Regions from separate parts of the Homo sapiens genome. Here region 1 is linked to region 2. A link is an interaction called in ENCODE POLR2A ChIA-PET data of the cell type or tissue named here. Cell type or tissue: endothelial cell of umbilical vein. All regions are shown on one strand. Each heading gives the region's core, and the rest is flanking DNA. Links, peaks and the distances in the headings are about the cores only. Region 1 overlaps MAP2K5 (mitogen-activated protein kinase kinase 5). Region 2 overlaps IQCH (IQ motif containing H).

What was found. Peaks named below come from ENCODE experiments on the same cell type or tissue, not always from the same donor. Only the 100,000 strongest peaks of a DNase experiment are listed, where the experiment ranks them.
Region 1: POLR2A ChIA-PET joins it to region 2 with 5 read pairs; 2 of 35 experiments call an interaction of 5 or more read pairs at or near these places.

The regions. Positions count from the first base shown.
Region 1 is chr15:67,545,984-67,560,529 of GRCh38, forward strand. It overlaps MAP2K5 (mitogen-activated protein kinase kinase 5), which reads left to right. Exons shown (of 22, transcript NM_145160.3): 2 at 4,051-4,099. Among named protein-coding and RNA genes, the nearest start is that of MAP2K5, 11 kb to the left of the region's middle. RefSeq lists an enhancer at 1,824-2,325 and a silencer at 11,305-11,384. In endothelial cell of umbilical vein, for the core only: no CTCF peak of the experiment used is centred there; no DNase peak of the experiment used is centred there.
Region 2 is chr15:67,411,360-67,419,530 of GRCh38, forward strand. It overlaps IQCH (IQ motif containing H), which reads left to right. Exons shown (of 21, transcript NM_001031715.3): 15 at 5,572-5,692. The region is part of intron 5 of IQCH-AS1 (IQCH antisense RNA 1); the gene reads right to left. Among named protein-coding and RNA genes, the nearest start is that of C15orf61, 110 kb to the right of the region's middle. RefSeq lists an enhancer at 2,772-3,066. In endothelial cell of umbilical vein, for the core only: no CTCF peak of the experiment used is centred there; a DNase peak (open chromatin) is centred at 2,852; H3K27ac peaks cover 248 bases.

The DNA.
Region 1 (14,546 bases), core at 11-5,010, 130 kb after region 2:
GTGGCCCCACCACTAGAGCTCAGCATGCCAGGTGTCTGCACACTTTTGGCTAGGTAAGCCCAGGTGGAGCATGTTTTGTCAGAAAGGCCTGACGAAGGACCTGTGGCAGTGGGTGTTCAGTGCTATCTCCTAGTGCTCCATTTTAGCAAATGTTCAAGCCCAGATCATGGCAGACTCCTGTGATCTGTTCTCCAGGTTTACTTCATCTCTTCATCAAGAAAAGGCAAGAACCAAGAGACACGTCAGCATCTCTGGCTTGGAACCTTAAACTTTAAAGTCACGTGGAACCTGGAAGAATCCCCTCATCTAATTCAGACTCATTTCGAATGAAGAGGCATGAACCCCACAGGGGGAAAATACCTTGCTAAAGCCACCCAGCTAATTTTTGGCAGAACCTGACACAGATGCCAGAAGCAGGTTGTAGTCACCGAGTCAGCCATAACTGAGTGTCTCGGACCTGAAGTCAGCAGTTGAGGGCTCCAGTCACTGTGCATCAAATAGCTGGGAGACCCTGGGCAAGTCAGTCGGTCTCTCTGGGCCTTGTCTTTTGTCTGAATCATCAGGGACTGGCTGAACTATGGAGGCTGACCTGACCCTCAAAGGTAGAGACATTTGGGTCTTCTGTTTTGCAGCTTTCTGTGTTTCTCTTTTTCCCTGGAGACTGAGTTCCTAGTTTTGGGAAAACTATACAAGAGGTCTGGTTAGTGTGTGATGAGAGAGAATGCCCAACCCTCTCCCCTCTTCTTTTTGTATTCTGTGGTCTCCAAGCTCAGATTTCCCCTCATCTATAAGACTTCTGGGCCAGGAGTGGTGGCTTAGGCCTGTAATGCCAACACTTTGGGAGGCCGAGGTGGGTAGATCGCTTAAACTCAGGAGTTCGAGACCAGCCTGGGCAACATGGCAAAACCCCATCTCTACAAAAAATGCAAAAATTAGTGGGGGCTTGGTGACACTCACCTGTGGTCCCAGCTATTAGGGAGGCTGAGGTGGGAGAATCTCTTGAACCTAGAGGTCGAGGCTATAGGGAGCTGTGATTGCACCACTGCACTCTAGCTTGGGTCACAGAGCGAGACCCTATCTCAAAAAAGAAGAAAACACACACACACACACACACACACACACACAGATTTCTGTCTAAACTGAGTCTGTGATTTTTTCCTTTCTCCTGAGTTACCAAATACTATTGGCTGTTTATGTCTTTTGTTTGGTGCTTATACTCTTAAGTGTTTTATATTACTAGTCTTTCAGGTTTGTCTTTATCTCTGTAACCAGTTTATAATCTTCCTAAAGTCAAGGATCAAGTTTTATTGTCCTGTAGCCTACAGCTTTGTGATCTTTATGCTCGTGGCATGTTGTAGATGCTCAATGATGTTTTGGATCTGTCAGATATTTGTCTGATTTATTGAAAGGAAGAAGAAAAGTATCAAAAAATGGTCATCATCAAAATATGTAAACTTCGGTTTTCTTTTTTCTTTTTTTTTTTTTTTTTTGAGACAGAGTCTCGCTTTGTTGCCCAGGCTGGAATGCAGTGGCGTGATCTCGGCTCACTGCAACCTCTGCCTCCCAGGTTCAGGTGATTCTCCTGCTTTAGCCTCCTGAGCAGCTGGGATTACAGATACACACCACACATCCAGCTAATTTTGTTGTATTTTTAGTAGAGACAGGGTTTCACCATGTTGGCCAGGCTGGTCTTGAACTCCTGACCTCAAGTGATCCACCCACTTCGGCCCCCCAAAGTGCTGGGATTATAGGTGTGAGCCACTGCGCCCATCCCGGTTTTCTTTTGAAACCTTCTTTAGGTTAGTTAGGTACATGTTATATTGTCAAGAGCAGAAGAAGGCCGCTTGGAAATAAGTCACTTTAGCTGGAAAATGTATATAAAATCATCAAATGTACCCTGCTTTAAAATGACTAGTAGATATTACTGATGTTTAAACTTCTTACCTCTTTGTCATTATGATTGCCCCACTTTATTTGCTTTAAAGAACAAAATGGTTGGTTGTGTTCACATGATTCTCTCACTCAAGTTTGCTTTGTTCTTTCTCCCTTTTCCTCGTATCAGGTGAGGAGCATGTGCAGTGCCTTGTTTATGTCGATGGGCTAAGGCATGCCATTGCCACTGAGCAGGTTTTCAGTTGGTTGTTAGAACTCTGCACTTTGATGGGGTCTGCTATTCCTAAGTAGGAAGGAGCCTAAATTAATTTGCTAACACTATAGAGGTACAGTTCACATCTCAAGATCGGAGTTTCCTGGAAATAACTGGTGATAACCTAGACTTAGAGAGTTGGGGATGAAGCAGTTGTTTTCCCCTCGTTTTTTTAAACCTACACTGGCTAGAATGAGTGTTCAATAAGTACTGCTGAAGGATGAAGTCAGTGAGTGAATCACCATCCTCCACTGATTGTAGGGTGCTGGAATTTCAAAGTTTATTACGAAGTAAGCTTTGTAATATTCCAGTTATTGGTGTTTTGTTTTATTTATTTGACACTAATATGGCACTTGCCATGTGCTAGACACTCTTCTGAGTACTTTACAAATACTAACTCATTTGTTAGGTACAGCTAAGATCTGATATTACACATGAGGAAAGTGAGGCACAGAGAGATTTTGTGCACTCAGCTGTGCCAGAGAGCTAGCATCCAGCTGTAGCTGTTTGGCTGCAATTTCATGTTTTCAGGCTTTCCACTGGATTGCCTGTGTGCTTTATTCTGTACTCCCTTTACAGTTTCCTGTCAATAAATACTTTCTAACTATGAGAGTGTAGAAATAATTTTTTAACACTAAAATCTTTTATAGATGCTTCCTCAAAAAGTTGATGTTTCATTTGTGAGGACTAGACTCAGAAAAAAAAATCTCTTTTGGCTGTAATGAGCAAGGACTGCCTAAGATAGTCCTCTTTGATCAGTTTTATATGCACAGATTTATTTTTGAAAAAAAAAAAAAGCACTATAGAGGCAAGACTATTATGCAAATTGCCACTGCAGCAAAAGCTTCTAAAGAATTGCCTTTAGAAGGAAGTTGCAGCCACTCTGCTAAGTGCCCTGCTTGGAAAGGCTGTGGGCTCCCTGCTGAGAAATACTGCGAGCGGCTTTGTCAGCCGGCTGCCTGGTGCCAGTTCTGCTGCAGCCTGGGAGGGACACTGTGGCAGAGCTCCTGGAGAGAAATGAGGTTTGCAGGCCATTGGAGTTGGACTGGACATGATGGAGGGTCACTTTCCCCAGAGCGTAGGTGTTCTATGCTTATTCAATTAAGCTGTCTCAGTATACTAATTTTCATGTGTTTTCAACTTTATAGATTTATTTAAGCATTGATGTCAGATTATATACCCTTTTTAGATTTTTGTTGTAGGCTAGATTAACTTTATTTCGGTGTCATTAAGTATGTTTTCTGTTGCTTAAGAGTAAAGGTTGATAAGAACTGTTTGTGTTAAATGTGGCATAATGGGTTTATATCGTCATGGAAACTTGGGTGTCGAACTCCTACCATGATGAGTGCGAGGCACAGTGTTGCTTGTTGTATATCAGGAACTACATTTGTTGAATGTCTTCAATGTGCTAGGTCTAAGTTTATGTTTATTAGATTAATTTTTAAGCTACATCTATAAGTATTACCAGACCCATTTTGGAGGGTAATCAAATTGAAGCTCAGAGAGGTTAGGTGATTTTTTTCCCAGAGATTCAGACCTACGTCAGTCTGACTCTCAAAACCCCTCTCTCTTTCAACTGTAGTATATTCCACAGCCTCCCATAGAAGAAACCAAGTTTTTGTAAATACATGACGGTTTATTTGTATATAGACTGTTGAACTGAGAATAAAATATGTTATTAATAAAATGTGGAAAAGTTTCCTTAAATATTTTTCTTCCTGGAATAGAGCTTTAAACTCTGGGTTTACGTTGCTGGGCTAAGTGTGATTATGAGCTAATGTTTTTATAGTTTATGCTAACGTTTCAAAAATCTTTCCCAGGTTCTCATATTTCCTGTAGGATTTGCCACATGTTAGCAATAAAGAAGATGGCTAATTGTGTTTCTTTATTCTTTCTTTGTTTAGGATGTGATAGGCCAGGTTCTGCCTGAAGCAACAACTACAGCATTTGAATGTAAGTCTGGCTTGTATACTTTCTTGACTATTCCTTTCTGCAGTCATTTTTTAAAGGGTTTATGGGTGGCATTACTTTAGAAACTGACAAAAACAGATTATTTATGACCATCATATGGTACATTTAAATATTTATAAATTGATATAAGTTTAATGATGATACTGAACTGAGTAATATTTTCTTATTTAATCATATCTTGGGTGAGCATATTTCTACAATATAGCTTTAATTACCAGCATGACCTTTATCTGCTCTTGCTCCTGATTGTGATAATATTGCAGGACAAAATGAAACGTGTAAACTACCTGTAGGCCAGTGATTATTGATTAAGAGATTTTAATCCATTGCTGCTTTAAAACATAGCAACAAAGTAGAGCTTTTACCATGAGCATTACATGGAATAATTCTGTTTTAGTGGGGCTTAGCAGGGATGCTAGATGGTGACAGGAACACTTCAGGTCTTTAGTCCTTCCTTTTTCCCCACAGTTGGCCTGGGGACAGGGCCAGGGTGACCTGGGGACTAGAAAACTGTTTTGTCATGAACCAGGTCATTGCAGAGGACATCATGGAATGAGTCATGCTACGATGAGATAGTCAGTAGCATAAGGGCCCGGATGCTGAGAGGGATGAAGTAAGAACTGTAGTTTTTTTTTTTTAAGATGAGGGCTACTTTTTTCTTTTCTTTTTCTTTTTTCTTTTTTTTTTTTGCCGCAGACTCTCACTGTGTTGCCCAGGCTGGAGGGCAGTGGTGCGATCTTAGCTCACTGCAACCTCTGCCTCCTGGGTTCAAGCAGTTCTCATGCCTCAGCCTCCTGAGTAGTTGAGATTACAGGTGTGCACCACCATGCCCAAGTAATCTTTGTATTTTTAGTAGAGACAGGGTTTTGCCATGTTGGCCAGGCTGGTCTTGAACTCCTGACCTCAAGTGATCCACCCACCTCAGCCTCCCAAAGTGCTGGGATTATAAGTGTGAGCCACTGCACCTGGCCAGAGGGTCACTTCTTAATGTAGAAAAATTTCAGTTTTTCCACAATAGGATACTTTTTTGTTTCTGTTTTTTATGAAGATGGTTACTTACAGAGAATACAATGAGTACTTCCTTTTTGGAGGATAATTAGGCATTTCTTATCAACATATAAAATGTGCAAAACCTTTGACTTAGCAGATCCACTGTCAGGAAGCAGTTCAACAGAAATAGCTACACATTTGTTGAATGCCCATCAAACAAAGTGTTCATTGTGAGATCATGATGATAATTATTGTTATTTTTAGAGACAGGATCTTGCCTTGGTGCCTAGACTGGAATGCTGTGGCATGATAGCTCACTGTAACCTTGAACTCCTGGGCTTACACAATCCTCCCACCTCAGCCTCCCAAGTAACTGGGACTACACGCATGCACCACTATGCTTGGCTAATTTTTAAATTTTATGTGGAGATGGGGTCTTGCTATGTTGTCCAGGCTAGTCTTGAACTCCTTGCCTCAAGTGAGCCTCCTGCCTTGACCTCCCTAAGTGTTGGGATTATAGATGTCAGCCACTGTGCCTGGCCCACTGTGGGATTATTTATTTATTTTGGAGATAGGGTCTCACTCTTTTGCCCAAGCTGGAGTGCAGTAGTGAGATCACAGCTTGCTGTAGCCTTGACCTCCTGGCTCAGGCTTGTGGGATTATTTTCAATAGCAAAAAATTAGAGGTAAACTAAATGCCTATTATAATGGATTAATAAATTACTATTTGTCTATAATTCAAAGCATTCAACAGTGACTAAAAAGAATGAGTTAGGATTTTTTACATTTGTACGGAAAGATATCTGTGAAATATTGTTGAATAAACAAATAATGCATATAGTATGATCCCATTTTGTAAAATATCCAACCACGCTTCCCCAACTTTATGTGTGTATTGAAAGATAGGATCTGAAGAGTGCCTACTACAGTACTTTCCAGTGACTTACCCTGTAAAGTGGACTTGGGGCCTGAGGCTTGGGTTGGTGGGGGCGGGAGGGGGTGGATGAATGATCACACTTTTTACTTTGTATGTTTCTCTATTGTTTGAACATTTTTCAACAATCATTGCCTGTTTTTAAAAGCTATAATGAGTAGAACTCAATGTAATTAGTATTTTATTAGTCACATTGAACTCTGTACTATAGAAAAATAGTACATCTGTCTGAAATACATACTAGTGTTGCAAGCTTTATTCAGACTCTTTGCAGTAACTCCTTGCAGGTTCCACGGGTTTCATGGACAGTCTGATAGTTAACATTCGGAGTACTTACTGTTGACAGATGCTTTGCTAAGAGCATTCCATGGGTTATCTTATTTCTTTTAACCATCACAAGATCCCCACGAAGTACTCGTTATTTTTTTGAGACAGAGTATTGCTCTGTTGCCCAGGCTGGAGTGCAGTGACATGATGATAGCTCACTGCAGCCTTAAACTCCTGGGCTCAAGTGATCTTCCTGCCTCAGCCTCCCGAGTAGCTGGGACTACAGGCACCCACCTCCACACCTAGCTAATTAAAAAAATTTTTTTGTAGAAACGGGGTCTTGCTGTGTTGCTCAGGCTGGTCTTGAACTCCTGGCCTCAAGTGATAGTCCCATCTTGGCCTTTCAAAGTGCTGGGATTACAGGTGTGAGCCACTGTACCCACGAAGTACTTAAAAGGACATTATTAGCTCTGTTTTTTGGTTGAGGAAAGGAAATCTTTAAGCAACTTGCTGAAAGTCTCTCAGCTGTTAAGTGGTAAAGTGGAATTTCTGGAGTAGTTTCCAGAGTGTATATTCTCAACCACTGTACTGGACTTGTTTTGAGAGTTGTCATAATTATTGAAATCATATATTCTGGTTGTTCTTAAGCATGGTAAAAAGAAGTTTACTTTGTACTTTTTACTTGCTTTTCGGATCCCCAAAGTGGCTTGATGTGCCTGTGCCTGCCTCATTGGCTTCCAGTTAGGGTTCATAATAATAATAATACTGATTATTTTAACTATCATTCATTGATAGCTTGCTCTGTGCCAGGCAGTGTACTAGATGACTTGCCTAAGTTGTTAGTAATCTTTATACTGAGTCTGTGAAATAGGAAAATTATACCTGTGAGGAAACGAAGCTTAGAGGCCTGAAATGATTGCTGAATGTGATTGCTTGGAACGGTGAAGCCCAGGTTCAAACACACATCTTTTTGACTATAAAACTTGCACTCTTTATCCCCAAGTGTGTCAAAAGCCTGTTAAGTGTAAATATAGATAAACCTCTACTACTCCAGGTTTACGTTCTGTGATATCATGCTCTTTCTTTTGCCCCATCAATGGCAGCAGCTCTGTGCCCATCTTCATGTGGGCCAGTTTTAAATGAAAAACAATAAATACAAAACATACCCACAGACAAAATAATGACAGTTCTTAGTTGTTTTGTGTTTGGATTATCATGTACTTTCCACTATAGACTTGAAATCCTAGGCTGGCTTTTTTCATGATTATTTTGTGGTGACTTTTTTTTCTGAACCAGAAATCCGAACCAATAAATGGAATCTATGTTTAAGAAATAGTTGAGGCCGGGCGTGGTGGCTCACGCCTGTAATCCCAGCACTTTGGGAGGCCGAGGCAGGTGGATCATGAGGTCAGGAGATCGAGACCATCCTGGCTAACAAGGTGAAACCCCGTCTCTACTAAAAATACAAAAAATTAGCCGGGCGCGGTGGCGGGCGCCTGTAGTCCCAGCTACTCGGGAGGCTGAGGCAGGAGAATGGCGTGAACCCGGGAAGCGGAGCTTGCAGTGAGCCGAGATTGCGCCACTGCAGTCCGCAGTCCGGCCTGGGCGACAGAGCGAGACTCCATCTCAAAAAAAAAAAAAAAAAAAAAAAGAAATAGTTGAGAAGATATAGCTTATAAGGAATTTTGGAAATATTTCAGTGGCTTATGGGTATAATGGAACAACCCTTGAATAAATACAACTTTAATAAAAGAAATACTTATAGTAATACATTTTTGGTTTTTTTGAAATGGTCTGGCTCTGTCACCCAGGCTGGAGAGTGCAGTGGTGCGATCTCAGCTCACTGCAACCTCTGCCTCCCAGACTCAAGCAATCCTCCCACCTCAGCCTCCTGAGTAGCTGGGACTACAGGTGCATGCCACTACACTGGCTAACTTTTGTATATTTTGTAGAGATGGGCTTTGGCCATGTTGCCCAACCTGGTCTTGAACTCCTGGGCTCAAGCAATCCATGCTCCTCAGCCTCTCAAAGTGTTGGGATTACAGGTGTGAGCCACCGCACCTGGCCTTATAGTAATACATTTAATACTGAAAATATACCTAACACTAATTGATATCTTATATAAAAGAAATGGTGTTATAGTTAGTGATATGAATTAAGCAACAAGAGATAGGGTAGCTGTCAAATGTACCTGTTTTGTATAAATGTAGAGAAAAAGAGTTGAGTGAGTGGAAAAGAGGGGAAAGGTCAGGTAATGTTACAGATTCTCCAGTTCTGAGAAATGGCGTCTCTTCAATGAAACCTCCGGTGATTCCAGATGGCATTAATCTCTCTGCACCTTTACTAGAGCAGGGAACCCCTTCAACCTGCCTTCTGGTGTGTGTGTGCATGTTAACTTCCCTCATTACATTTTGAGTCACTTAGTGATAGGTACGATGTTTTATTCCACTCTTTCTCTCTTCTTAGTAATGAGCTTGCTGCCTTAGAGGAACACACTTGTTGAATGAGTGGAACGTTATGTGTGTCCATATTCAAATGAAAATTATAAAATGTATATGGTCTAAATCTAAATGAGTAATTTGCGTTTTTGGATTATTTGTGTTATAGCCTGAGCATGGGATATAATTGGTTGGTGGTGGACAGTTCAGGCCTCCAAATCAAATTCCCACATTTGACTGACCCAAGGGGGTCAAACCTGAGGAGCTGTATTCTTTCTGATTTCTTTTTCTGGGTGTGGTGTTTCCAAGGGGAGTTAGGGCTGGATGAGGAGAGGGACATCTGTCTGCAGAACTCACCTTTTGGGCTGATGGTCCTAAACCTTGTTTTCTTATTAAAAGGACCTCTTTTAGGTCCTTATTCTCCATTACATCTAGAGCTCACAGTTCTACAGGCTGTACAAGCATGGCACTAGCATCTGCTTGCATTCTGCTGAGGAAGCTTTTACTTATGGCAGAAAGTGAAGGGGCAGCAGGCGTGTCACATGGCGAGAGAGAGTGGAGGAGGTGCCAGGCTCCTTCAACCAACCAGTTTCTCACATGAACCAACAGAGTGAGAACCCACTACCATAGAGAGGGCACTGAGTCATTCATGGGGGATCCACCCCCACGACAAAAACACCTCCTTCCAGGCCCCGCCTGCAACATTGGGGATCACTTTGGAGGGGACAAATATTCAAACCATATCATTGTGGAAATAAATTTGTAAGATAAATTCTTAGAGTTGGAACTACTGAGACAAAGAATACCCATATTTAAATTTCAATATCTATTACTGTGTTTGCTCACCAAAAGGTAGAACCAATCTACACTCACACCAACAAGGTATGAGAAGGCCCATTTCCCTCCAACCCCATCAACTCTGGATATTAGCAAACCTTTTAGTCAATGTCAGTTTGATAGGTGAAAATATTACTGTGTTACTGTTTTATTTTATATTTTTTAAATTGTAAATGAGCTTGAATATCTTCTCATTTGTATTTGGCTATTTGTATTTAATTTCCTTTTTTTTTTTGAGACGCAGTCTCACTCTGTCGCCCAGGCTGGAGTGCAGTGGTGTGATCTCGGCTCACTGCAACCTCCACCTCAGGGGTTCAAGCGATTCTCCTGCCTCAGCCTCCCAAGTAGCTAGGACTACAGGCATGCGCCACCACACCCGGCTAATTTTTTTGTATTTTTAGTAGATACGGGGTTTCACCATGTTGACCAGACTGGTCTCAAACTCCTGACCTCAGGTGATCTGCCTGTCTCAGCCTCCCAAAATGCTAGGATTACAGGCATGAGCCACCGTACCTGGCCAGCTATTTGTATTTCATTTCTATAAACTATTTGTCGTCTTTGCCTGTTTTTCTATTTGGTTATTTATCTTTTTCTAATTGATTTAAGGGTTTTCCAATATTAAGGTTGGCCCTTTGTCTTGTGTGTTACAAATGTTTTTGTTCAGCTTATTGCTCTTTTCGGTTTGTTCTGGTCTTCTTATTCTCTCTTCTTTTTTCCGTGGAGAAGTTTAAAATTTTTACATGGTCAAACTTACTTATTTTCCTTTGTAACTTCTGGGTTTATGTCATGCTTAGAAAGGTCTTCTACAGTCCAGGATATTGAAGAAACATTCATTGATATTCTTTTTTCCTTCTACTTTAATGAGGTTAGACACACACACACAGTTATTTATATAAATTTGTATGTGTCGTATTGTGGGTTTTTATAAAAAGCATGTATTTTTATTACAAAGTTCAGAATTTGTTTATTTTTCTTTTTCTTTTCTTTCTTTTTTTTTTTTTTTGAGATGGAGTCTTGCTCTGTCGCCTAGGCTGGAGTGCAATGGCATGATCTCAGCTCACTGCAACCTCCGCCCCCTGGATTCAAGTGATTCTTCTGCCTCAGCCTCCCTAGTAGCTGGGATTACAGGTGCCCACCACCATGCCCAGCTAATTTTTCTATTTTTTAGTAGAGACAGGGTTTCACCATGTTGGTCAGGCTGGTCTCGAACTCCTGACCTCAGGTAATCCACCTGCCTCGGCCTCCCAAAGTGCTGGCATTACAGGTATGAGCCACTGCTCCCAGCCCTTGTTTTTCTTAATTCTTGCACCATCTTCAGTTTATTTTGGTGAAATAAATCAGGTGGGGATCCAACTTTATTTTTCAAGCAGATAGTTGATTCCACACCAGTTATGGAATAGTTTTTCTTTTCCCAGATGTGAGAACCTTTCTGAGATGAAGGTAAATTCCATAACCATAAAAAATCCTGTGTGTTTGCATTTCTGGGTCCTACATATGCTGTAAGAGCTTGACATTCATATAGGCCCAGAGACCCCTGCTGATTTTCACAGTTTCATTAGCAGATTAATGAGTACACCAACACATGAGGTGATAAAAATCAACCGTGCCCACTAATGCATTTCCTGTGCATATCTGTTACTTGTGTTCCTCTGCCAGCATTTTCTCTAGAGAAGTAACTGCTATAAAATGACTGTTGGATTGGTGTTCGTGGACAGTAAAATCTCACTGGTGACTTGAAACATGCATTTTAAGTCCATGTAGACAAATGCTGTCTTAAACCTATAAAAACCATGTGGTTTCACTTTTCTATTACACTCATGTATTCTAATCTGTAGCTCTCAGAAGTATCTTCACACTTGTCAAACCGTGTGTCTGAGTTTGGTTCAGAAAACATGGTTATAGAATAAATATTTATTGAATTTGTGCCTTTCTTCAACCCCATTTTATACTCTCTCCTTATTGCACAGAATCATTTTCAGCTGTTTTATGAACTGCTGGAAGATTATTTTGTATTTAGGGTGGAAATCTTTAAACCAACACATTATGTCTCATTTTAAATTTGGCATAGTATGACCATTTAAAGCTAAATTGCAATTCTGGAAGTTGTAAATTCTCAGAGTATAGGAAACAACTATAGCTGATAACTGGAGTGACACCTGTAGGAGATACTCTTGTGTTCAGCTAGCCATGACAATCTTGTTAAGAATAGTTGGGTGGGAGCCTCTTTTTGCTTCAGAGAAGAGTCTAAATCATAAAATATTTGGAAGAAATGAAGTTTCATTTCCTTAAACTATTGTATATGTAAAAATATAAAGGGTCATTTTTAAGTAAAACTAGGTAAGTTAGTGAAAAATGGTCACAACAAACCTACACTGAGCCTGAAAATTATTTAACATGTAAGAGTTAATTATGCATCCTAGAATTTGGGGCAAAATAAGAGAGCTTTAATTTGTTGAAATTTTGGCTGGAAATATTACTGATGCAAAAAGTCCAAATCCCTTTTAGTCTTATGAGAGTAGTCATTTCTTATTAATAGTCTTGCTAATTTGTATGAAAATTAAGAAGTTTGAGTCCTTTACTCAAGCACCAGACTAGTTGTTCCTTAAGGTCAGTGGACAGTGCAGCTTATTTTTGAATCCCTACCATAATGGTACCTGGCACGTAATAGGCACTCTATGTGTGTTTCTGGAATGCATGGATGGTTGAAGAGTGAAGTAATAAGGATAAGCTTTCTATATCCCATTCATCAGCAAGTCCTGTTGGCTCTATCTTCAAATTTATCCAGCATGTGATGACTTCTTAAAACCTCAGCTTGGTTTAGGCCACCATCATCTCTCACCGGGATTAGGACAGTGGCCTCCAAACTGGTCTCCCTGTTCTACTTTTGCCTCTATACAGCCTCTTTTCCACATGGCAGCCAGAGTGATTCTTTTAGAAGTCAGGTGACACCACCACGCTCACAACCCTCCAGTGATTTCCATCTCACTCCAAAGTAAAAGACCAAGTCCTTAAAATGCCCTCCAAGGCTCTGCATTTTCGCATCTGGCCTCAACCTGTCCCACCATTGTTTCTCTGAACCCGTGTGTTTCTCCCCAAACCTCTCATTCTGTTCTAGCCACTCTGGCTTCCTTTCGGTCTGTCAAACATGCCAGGCATTCCTCTGACCCAGGGCCTTTGTATTAGCTGCTGCCTCTGCCTGGAACAGTCTTTCCCCAGATATCAGCAAGGCCCACTCCCTCACCTCCTTCAGTCTCTTTCCACTAGAGTGTATGTTCCATGAAGGCAGGATTTTGTTTGTTTTTTCTTTTTTCACTGTTACTGTCCCAGTGCCCAGAACAGTGCCCACCACATAGTGGGTACTTTTATTTGCTGGAAGGAGGAAGAAAGCAAAGAAGTAAGGAAGGAATCAGGAAGAGGGAAGCAAGAAGCTAAATTAAAACTCATGGATATGAAGATGTGGCCATGGAAAGTACGGCCTCTGGTCCTGCCCACGTCATTAACTCCGTGCCTGAGAAGGGCTTTAAACATGACATCTTTTCCGGTAGTTTCCTGTTGATGTCTTTCTAACTTCTATAATTATGTTTTCATTTCTTTTCTCTTACCTGGGAAAAGTGCCTTTGCAGTAGTTCTAATTGCCACCTGGCACAGAAGGAGTGTGACAAATGACATATAATATATTGCCTTAACTTTCTGTAGCTCTTTGTAGAAGCTAGATTGTTTCTCTTGAAAGCCTTCTTGAGCCCCTGTCACTGCAGTGGGTGCTGTTTGGCTGAGAGCTCCCTGGAGTCTGCTGTTTATCTGCTGTTTACTCAGTAGGCCATTGTGACCGCCCCTTACCTGAGGCTGCTTCTCCTCTCTATTGGGCCTTTATGTTTCTCTTCTTGGTTTTTCTTTTGGATTGCATGTTGCCTCAAATAAAATTGCTAACAACATATGGCCTGTTATGATTCTCTTTTCCCAAACTCTGCCATTTTGTATATTTGTGACACACTGCAGATTTTGTGAAGATTGCTTCATAATATTGGTTTACCATCTGCTGCACTCTATTTGGTATCTTGCTAGGATTTTTTCCTCCATTTTAAGTGACATTAACAAAATCTAGCCAGTACATAGGCTTTCTGGTTCTACTTTTGCTTCCCTAATGTGCTGGAAAATCATATTACTATGCTCCAGGCAACTAGAGAAGCCTGGAATTCTCATTGTGAACCAATGTATCAGATCTGTCTGCTCCCCTACCCCCACCCCTTTTGTTGGTCATATCCGGTAACGTTTTTTTGGTCAGATGGCAAAGAACCTCCATGTATAAGATAGAAAAAGCTCAAATTATTTTCTTGCTTCTTAGTACCACTACTTTCTAGTGTTGTTCTCTAACATATTTGTACCTCTGAAACTTTGTGGCAGTTTAGTAAGTTTTTATGATTTATGGTTCCAGCTAGTGTAATTTTTACAGCTTATCCAGCTTGATAGGCAGCTAGCCTGAATCTTGGCTAGATGGGCTGTATATATCCAAGTTTTTGTTCAGAAAAGTATTTTAGGCTACTGTCATAGTAATTTGCTTAGTATGTATTTCTGCTTTCTTACCCTTCACTAACTTTTCGTAGCTGTCAATTCACTGTCTTTAGAGAGAAGTGCATTTTTGCTTTACAGGTTAAGGTGAGTGGTTTGCTCTTGGGCTGCCATCAAGGGGTCAGAGACAGCTCAGCTTTTGCCTTTTGGCTGGAGCCACCAGTCTTCTCATGGGTATGGTTACTTTTCTAACTCAGTTTCCTCTTGGACAAAAACAAGGAGTCTTTAATAAAACGACTAAGCATAGATATTAAAGAGCAAATCAGACAGTCTCCCAAAGAGCAGTTTGTAAAGAAAACCAATACCTATATAAAGCTAGGTATCCTATTAACCCACAACAACTATTCATCAGTATGCCATATAAGCCTGATTTTATCCCCAGCCTTTATTAGAATGC
Region 2 (8,171 bases), core at 1-5,000:
GAGGCATTTGTCCTAGATAGTCCACATGGCTCCTTTCAACACTGACAGTCTTGCTTACTTTTTCAGGTCATTGTCTTGCCCTTTTCACTCTCCAGTCCTTCATGTAGGGATGTCAGAAAGCATCTAGAAATCAGAACCATGTAGGCAGGTCCCTTGATTTTCTTTTGAACACCATCAGTGTCTGATATGGGAGATTTGAGGTGATTAACCAAAAAGTTATTAATTCACCACTGCAGATTGGCACATGACCCAATTACACCAATGTGTGTCTGTATGTGTGTATGTGTGTGTAATACACACACACAGAGGCACTCTTGGAATTTACTTGGTTGGGGAAGCTAACTCTGTAGAGTTTGAAGTAGCTTTAGTCATTGAGTGCAGTATTAAGCTTTAGTCACTAGCTTTAGTCATTGAGTGCAATGGAGAGTCTACTGGCTTCCCCTAAGATATCCTGAATTTCATTCATTCAGACATCTCTTCCTTCAAATTTACACTTTCTTGATAGAAAAAGAGAGAGCAAGAGGCAAGTTACATACTTGGTAGACAAGAATCTCTGGGGTGCATCGGCCAGGCTGGTGGAGCCCCATGCTTTCTGCAGATGTCTTGGAACCTTCCAACGTCCTGACGATTGTTGATGCACTCTGAGAGGTAAATGTGGGCACTGGAAAAAGTGGAGGCAAGCCTGTGCAGTGGCAAAGATGGGGCTGAAGTTTCTTCTGATGGGAATTGCCCTAGAGCTATCAGCCCCACAAAGCTAGCCGCTAATTGCATTCCCAGAGCCAGTGCAATCATGATGGAATGAAAATCTGGAATTCTGACTTTTTTCAAAAGTCAAGTGTATTTTTTCTAGCACTTGTTTATTATCAACAAGGTATATATTTTTATTTCCACACTTCCCAAGTCATTAGCTCTAAATGATCTGTTCAAAATGGATAATAGCCTCTCTGAAACACTGATGTGGTCGCCCATCGTCCATCACCTTGTTGTTACTCAATGCAAAGCAAAAAAAACTTCCTAACTACTCATTTCACAAGTTGTTGTTGTCTTTTTTTTTGTTTGTTTCTTAAGAGACAGAGTTTTGGTTTTGTTGCCCAGGCTGGAGTGCAATGACGCTATCTCAATTTACTCTAACCCCTGCCTCCTGGATTCAAGCCTCAGCCTCCCAAGTACCTGGGATTACAGGTGCCCACCACCACGCCCGGCTAATTTTTGTATTTTTAGTATAGACAGGGTTTCACCATGTTGGTCAAGCTGGTCATGAACTCCTGACCTCAAGTGATCCACCCACCTCGGCCTCCCAAAGTGTTGGGATTACAGGCATGAGCCACCGCGCCCGGCCTCATTTCACAAGTTTTTGAGATAAAGAAGATGTGCCCCTGTTGCTGGCTTATAACAGATATTCAATATATATACACTTTGGGAAGATAGAAAAGGGAGGAAGAAAGCAAGCTAGCAATGGTTCCCCTAACTCTGTTATTTTCTGTCTTTCATCATTTGTTGAAGCTCACTGAGTGATCTTACACAAGCCTCTTCATTCTAAGTGCCTCAGCTCCCATTTTAAAGCAAGAGAAATAACATGGTAGTGGCCACTGCAGAGTGTTGCTGAAAGTACTGAATGAGATCATGAATGTGAACCTGTGATGAGACAAAGTATTTTACAAATAGTATTCTAATGATTCACATGAATTGGAGTGTTTGTCTGTTATGGAAGGTGTGTGTGTGTGTGTGTGTGTGTGTGTGTCTGTGTGTACATAAGTTTGTTTTGAACAAAATAAACTTGAATAGCTACAGATCTTCCCTTACCAGCATCTGCCCTTAAAGTTGTGGCAATTATGTTTGAACTATGCAAAATGACAAAAACCAGAGAACAGAAAGCCCCCCAAAAACTGAGAGCTTGCATCTGACGTCGATAGACCCATTGTGGCTGTTGGGACCTTGTTGCTTCTTGGGAAAACAGTGTTCTTAGCTTGTTAAACCACTGCTGCGATGGAGTCCTTTGCTCCTGGATTTGAGCTCTGGCCTAACCCACCAGTTCACAAGCAGCTTCTGAGTACCAGCAGAAACCAGACTGTAAAGGGTTGTTTTGTTGGGGGGATAAAATAAAATGAAGCTTTTACCAAGAATGTCATTTTTCTGACCTTACTTGAATATATGAGCTGCAGGTCCTGCTGTATTTTTTTGGTTTGTTTTGTAGGGATAGGAAGACAATTTTCATTGGTGCTGAGGCCATTCTTAGTATAATCCTTGTTTTTCCCATCAGACACTTTCAAAATAAAGAAATAAATTAAACAGTTAATACCCCTCTCCTCTTACCTCGCATTATTCCTCTCCATGCCTTTTTTCTTAGAGAATGAATCATGGCCCCAAGCTGCCTCTGTGTGCCCCAGCATCCCTACTGAATGTCACCCCGCCAGTGCCTTCAGCTGTGTACCTCTCATGGTAGGACACGATTACTCCTCCAGATTCCAGCAGCCGACTTTCCTCTAGGAAATTTACCTCCTTACTGGGGCTTTGTGCACAGTGAAAACTCCAAGCGTCAAAGCAGAATGGCTGGCTTTGTGATCAGAGGCGGTGGCAGAAGCCTGGCACAGTGTCCAGATGCCACACACAAGCAGCAGGCTGATGAGTTACTTATTGGCCCTCACATAGTATGTTGCATCTGAGGTGACACTTCATAAATGTGACCTCGTTTATCTTCCCGATGCCCTTCAGAGGCAGGGAATCCCATAAAGTCCGCCCAGGAAGAATTTGTGGTTCTTTAGCAGCCTTCCCTCCAGCTGCTTCCTGAGCAGCAAGGAGGAACCCATTGAGAGGTTTCACGTTTTATCTTATTCTGTAACTTCAGCTTTAAGGACTACGTCCTATGTTTACCACCATCGTGACTCATTCTGCAGACATTTAGTGTTCCCTGTGCTGGGCACTGGGAGACTGACCTCAAAGCCAGTGGCCATGCCATTAAGCAGCCCCAAGAGAGCTGGAGAGCACGGAGAAAGCTTTCTCTCCCAATTGAAGAGAAGGCTTCCTGGAGGAGCTGTGGCTGGAACGACCTCAGGAAGGATGAGGAGGAGTCAGCAAGGGGAGGCAGAGGAGGGCAGGTTAGGGGGAGGCTGGGAGCTGAGCAGGAAAGTGAGGCCACATTAGGAGCCAGAGGCCATATCACAGAGGACCTTCCTCATCTGTCATGTTGAGGAGTTTGGACTTGATCCTCAAGTTGAAGGAGATCTCCTTTCAAGATTTACGTGGCAAGGGTTTTACCTGCTCCTTCACTGCCTTTTCTCCCTCTCTCCCCAACACCAAAAAAAAAATATATATATATATAATATAATATATATATGTGTATATATATCACTTTTTTACTAGTTCAGTTGCTTAAAAGGCCTGACATTCTGTAATTTTTGCTATATAGATGAATGAATGAATGATTTATCTTTGGACTGTCTTGGTATGAATGACCACATGTGTATAACTGAGTAGATGATTTCACATTCCCCAGCAGTGGGGCAGAAAAGGCCATTTAATCAAGGCAGAACAAAGCAATTCCCACTTGTCTGAGAGAGGGCCCAGGCTGTGAGACTTCCTTTCCTTGCCATTCCATTTTCCAGAGAAGAGTGGGATTCTAACGCCGTGTTTCATTGTCCCAGCTTTGGGGCACTTCATAAATCAGAGACAGTTGGTCTTCCTTGATAAAATGGAATGGTTTTAACTGAAACAAGTGTAAAACAAAAGAAAGATGGATTTGGGGGACTGTTCAGAGAAGGAACAAAGAAGGGGTCCGGGTTGCTGGAGCTGTGCATTTCACATGCTTGTTTATAATTTAGATGCAGGGCTTTGGGGCGATCAGGTAATTCACAGTAAAGATCAGAGAAAATGTGCACAGCGTATAGGATATGAAGGGAGGGAAAAGGCCCATTGCTTTGACAGCAGTTTCCTTGTCTCTGCATCACAAGACAGAGCTCTCTGCATGAACGCTTCCCCAGCCCTTCTTAACAGACCTCCTCCCACTGTGCAGGGAGTCGTCCTGAGCTGAGTGTGAGCCAGGGCACTCTCCGCTTCTCAGGGCAGTTCTGTTTTGTATGTCAAGCACTTACTAAGATAACTAATGAAACTCTCCCACCAAGATTTTCTGGATATTTCGGAAGTTATTCAGATTTTTTGAACCCGCTGAGGGCATAGTGTCAGATGTTTGTCTTCTACTGTGGGTTGTCAGTGGGCACTGGACCTAGAATCAACCAGCTGTTCCAAGGAGTTGGGGTGAGCAGTGCATAGAGGACAATCACTTTTTAATGGTAGGGAAATTGGAAATAAGTGTGTGTGATTTCTAATATTCCAATCCCACCCCCAAAGCTGATCCCTTCAAATTACTGCACCATCACTCAGATTCAGAAGTTCCCCTGCAACCTAAAGTAAATCTGAGTTTTTCTTGTCAGTGCTCCATATTTTGAATATGAATATTGTCTATCATATGAGTTTCGATCCAGTACCCTGTCTCACTTCTGGCAGAAATAAAATCTGAAGAATAAAATCAAATCTAAAAAAAATAAAATTTTTTTAGAATTAGCCATGCATGGTGGTGTGTACATGTAGTCCCAGCCATTTGGGAGGCTAAGGCAGGAGGATCATTTGAACCCAGGAGACTGAGGCTGCAGTGAGCTATGATCACACCACTGTACTCTAGCCTAGGTGACACAGCAAGACCCTGTCTCAAAAAATTTTTTTTAAAAATTAAAAAATATATGGAGGTGTCCAGGTGCGGTGGCTCACACCTGTAATCCCAACACTTTGGGAGGCCAAGGCGGGTGGATCACCTGAGGTCAGGAGTTCGAGATCAGTATGACCAACATGGTGAAACCCTATCTCTACTAAAAATACAAAATTAGGCTGGGCACAGTGGCTCATGCCTGTAATCCCAGCACTTTGGGAGGCCGAGGCGGGCGGATCACCTGAGGTCGGGAGTTTGAGACCAGCCTGACCAACATGGAGAAACCCCGTCACTACTAAAAATACAAAATTAGCCAGGTGTGGTGACGCATGCCTGTAGTCCCAGCTACTCGGGAGGCTGAGGCAGGAGAATCACTTGAACCCGGGAGGCAGAGGTTGCAGTGAGCCAAGATCACGCCATTGCACTCCAGCCTGGGCAACAAGAGCAAAACTGCGTCTCAAAAAAAAAAAGAAAAAACAAAAAACAAAAACAAAAAAAACAGTTAACCCCACATTTTATATAAAGGGAAACTGAGGCCCAGAATGAGAAAAGATATTGCCCAAGGACACTCTGCTGGTCAGGCTGCCAGCTGCAGTGGGTCTGAAACCTCGTTTCCTGATGCCCAGAGAGAAGGGTGCCTTTCAGAGACAACAGGAACAATTAAGAATTTTTAGGGCGCCAAATCACTTTTGAAATATGAAAACTGAAATGGCTGAAAAAAGAGAGAACATTTTCAAAATGGCTTTCTGACTCTGGGTAAACAGTAACCACATTTTTTTTGCCTGTTGGAGGCCTGGTTTTTAATCACTCCACAAGCAGTTTTCATTTCTGTAGTAAAATTGCTTGTGGTTCTATTTAATTTGTTTCTGCAGGAGCCAGCTTTGGTGAAGATCTCTGAGGAGCTGGCGGGCATTTTAGCACAGCACGCACAGCCAGTCAATGAGAAACGGTTCCCGACGTGGAGGAAATTCCTCCAAACATTTCTCAGTCAAGGTAAATAAGACTGTAAAGTTTCTATTGAGGATTAGTCTACACAACCTTGGATTCTAGTTTTGGGTCAACTGGGGCCAATTTAAATACTTTGCATCTCCTGTGTTGGTTTAGAAAAGTGCTCCTACGGTTTTCTTTTTCAAATGTTGCCTAAATATTTATCTTACACCCAGCCTCTTAAGTAAATAAGAACCTAGCATGCCAAGCATGGCATGGGAAGCTCAAGATTCTGGGCCTTTTTTTACACTACAAACTTCTCCTGAGAGGTGGGCTTTGGAATCAGATTACCTGGGTCTGGACCCCATCCATGACCTTGAGCAAGGTTCTTAAACCCACCAAGGCTCGTTTCCTCACTTACCTACCTTACAGGGTCATTGGGTGGATTCAATGAAATACAGATATGAAAGTTTCTACCACAGAACCTTACACAAAATCATCTTTAATAAGTGTTAGTTTCTCCTTCTGTTTTCTAGGAGAGCAAAAATGGTCTCGCTTCCAGTTCTGAATATAGCATTTCCAAACAAGGGTTTTCTACAATCCAGGAACAAAGCGAGCCTCCATTCCTTTCATCCTCCTCCTCCTACTTCATCCTCATTTCCTAACAACATTGGGTGGTCTATGAATGAGGGAATGAATGGAGTGAATGATGCCTGTCTACCGTCTCAGAGGTCCCTGTCAGATGTTACACAGAGGCACACCTATGCAACGGCCCTCAGTCTCTAGGAGGTTACAGTGCAAGACATCTTACATGCTTACCCACATGCACAAGAAGAAAGGGTTAGTATAACAGGCCAGAGAAGGTATCTTTCCACTGCTGTCAAGTGATAATAATAATCTCAGCAATAATCAATAATGATAAGATAATGTCATGTCAGATGATAACAGCAGCAGCAATAGCACAGTGATGATAATAATAGTGAGCTTAGATAGTGCTTATTATGGGCCAGGCACTCTTCTAAGTATATCTATGTTAACTTTTCAAAGCTTCCTACCCATCCTATGAGGTGGGCACCATTATCACCCTCATTTTATAGAGGTGGAAAACTGAAGTACAAAAGATTAACCCCAAATCACTCTGCTAACACGTAGAAGAGCCCATGAAAAGCTACCTCCGTGCTGCTCCAGGAGTCTTGGGCAGAGCCAGTAGTTACATTTATCAGGGCTTATTGTAGCTCAATGTATGAGAGTGTATGAAAGGACAGATCTGTTGGTTATTGGAATATACTGGCTGGGCAGGGTGTATTGGATACCCTGATAATGAATTATTTAAGCAAGGGGTTGAATGGCAGCCATCTAACAAGATTGCTGGAAAGAGATTCTTTGCAGGGGACAGTTGTGCTAGACAAGTTCCAATGTCCTTTCAACTCTAAAATTTTGTGATTCTGTAAATTTCCACATGTACCCACTGATAGACAAGTAAGGAAAGTCAACCCCATGCATAAATGGAAGAAAATCAAGTGGCTACCACACACACACACACACACACACACACACACACACACACAAGATCAATAATAGGGTGTTTTTACTTTTTTTTTTTTTTTTTTGAGATGGAGTTTCACTCTTGTTGCCCAGGCTGGAGTGCAATGGTGCGATCTCGGCTCACTGCAACCTCCGCCTCCTAGGTTCAAGTGATTCTCCTGCCTCAGCCTCCTGATAGCTGGGATTACAGGTGCATGCCACCATGCCCAGCTAATTTTTGTATTTTTAGTAGAGACAGGGTTTCACCATGTTGGCCAGGCTGGTCTCAAACTCCTGACCTAAGGTGATCCGCCCGCCTCGGCCTCCCGAAGTGCTGGGATTACAGGCGTGAGCCACTACGCCCAGCCTAATAAGGTTTTTTTTTTTTTTAAGTTATCGGGGGAAGACCATGATGATCTCCAGGCCCGTCCAGGTCATTAGGAAATTTCCAGATCTTCCAGCATCTGCCTGCAAAAGCCTCCCTCTAAACTATTTCTTTTCATGTGAGTTTTGTAGATGAGAAAGGCTTTCCCAGCGACTGTCTCATCTGAGCTGTATAACCACAAGCTAAGGCTTCACCTCTACCTCCTGTTCATCTTTATCCTGCTTTCTCAGCCATGCTTATTTATGGAGAGCAGTACAAGCCTTGTTAACTTAATTTTCTTCATGAAGACACTGAAGCTCAGAGATTGGAGGGGACTTGGGGAAAATCACACCACAAATAAGTGGTAAATGGAACACAAAGTTAGATCCTACAATTTTAGTACATTTAAAAAACCTGGTTCTTGAAAGTCATGTGTTTTCAAAGCTTCTGCCTTTCTCTCGACCCAGTGCATACAGCAGGCCCTGCATCAATGGTCCCTAACTGAGCCAGGGTGTCTCCCAGGTTTCCCAACTCTAAGGTCACCATCTCCCTCCCTCCAGCTTCCACCATTGCCTGTTTCATTCCATTTATGTTCTCTCCAGTGTGCTTATGGCCACAAAATGTGCTAGGGTTTGATTTCTAAATTGTCATAGGATT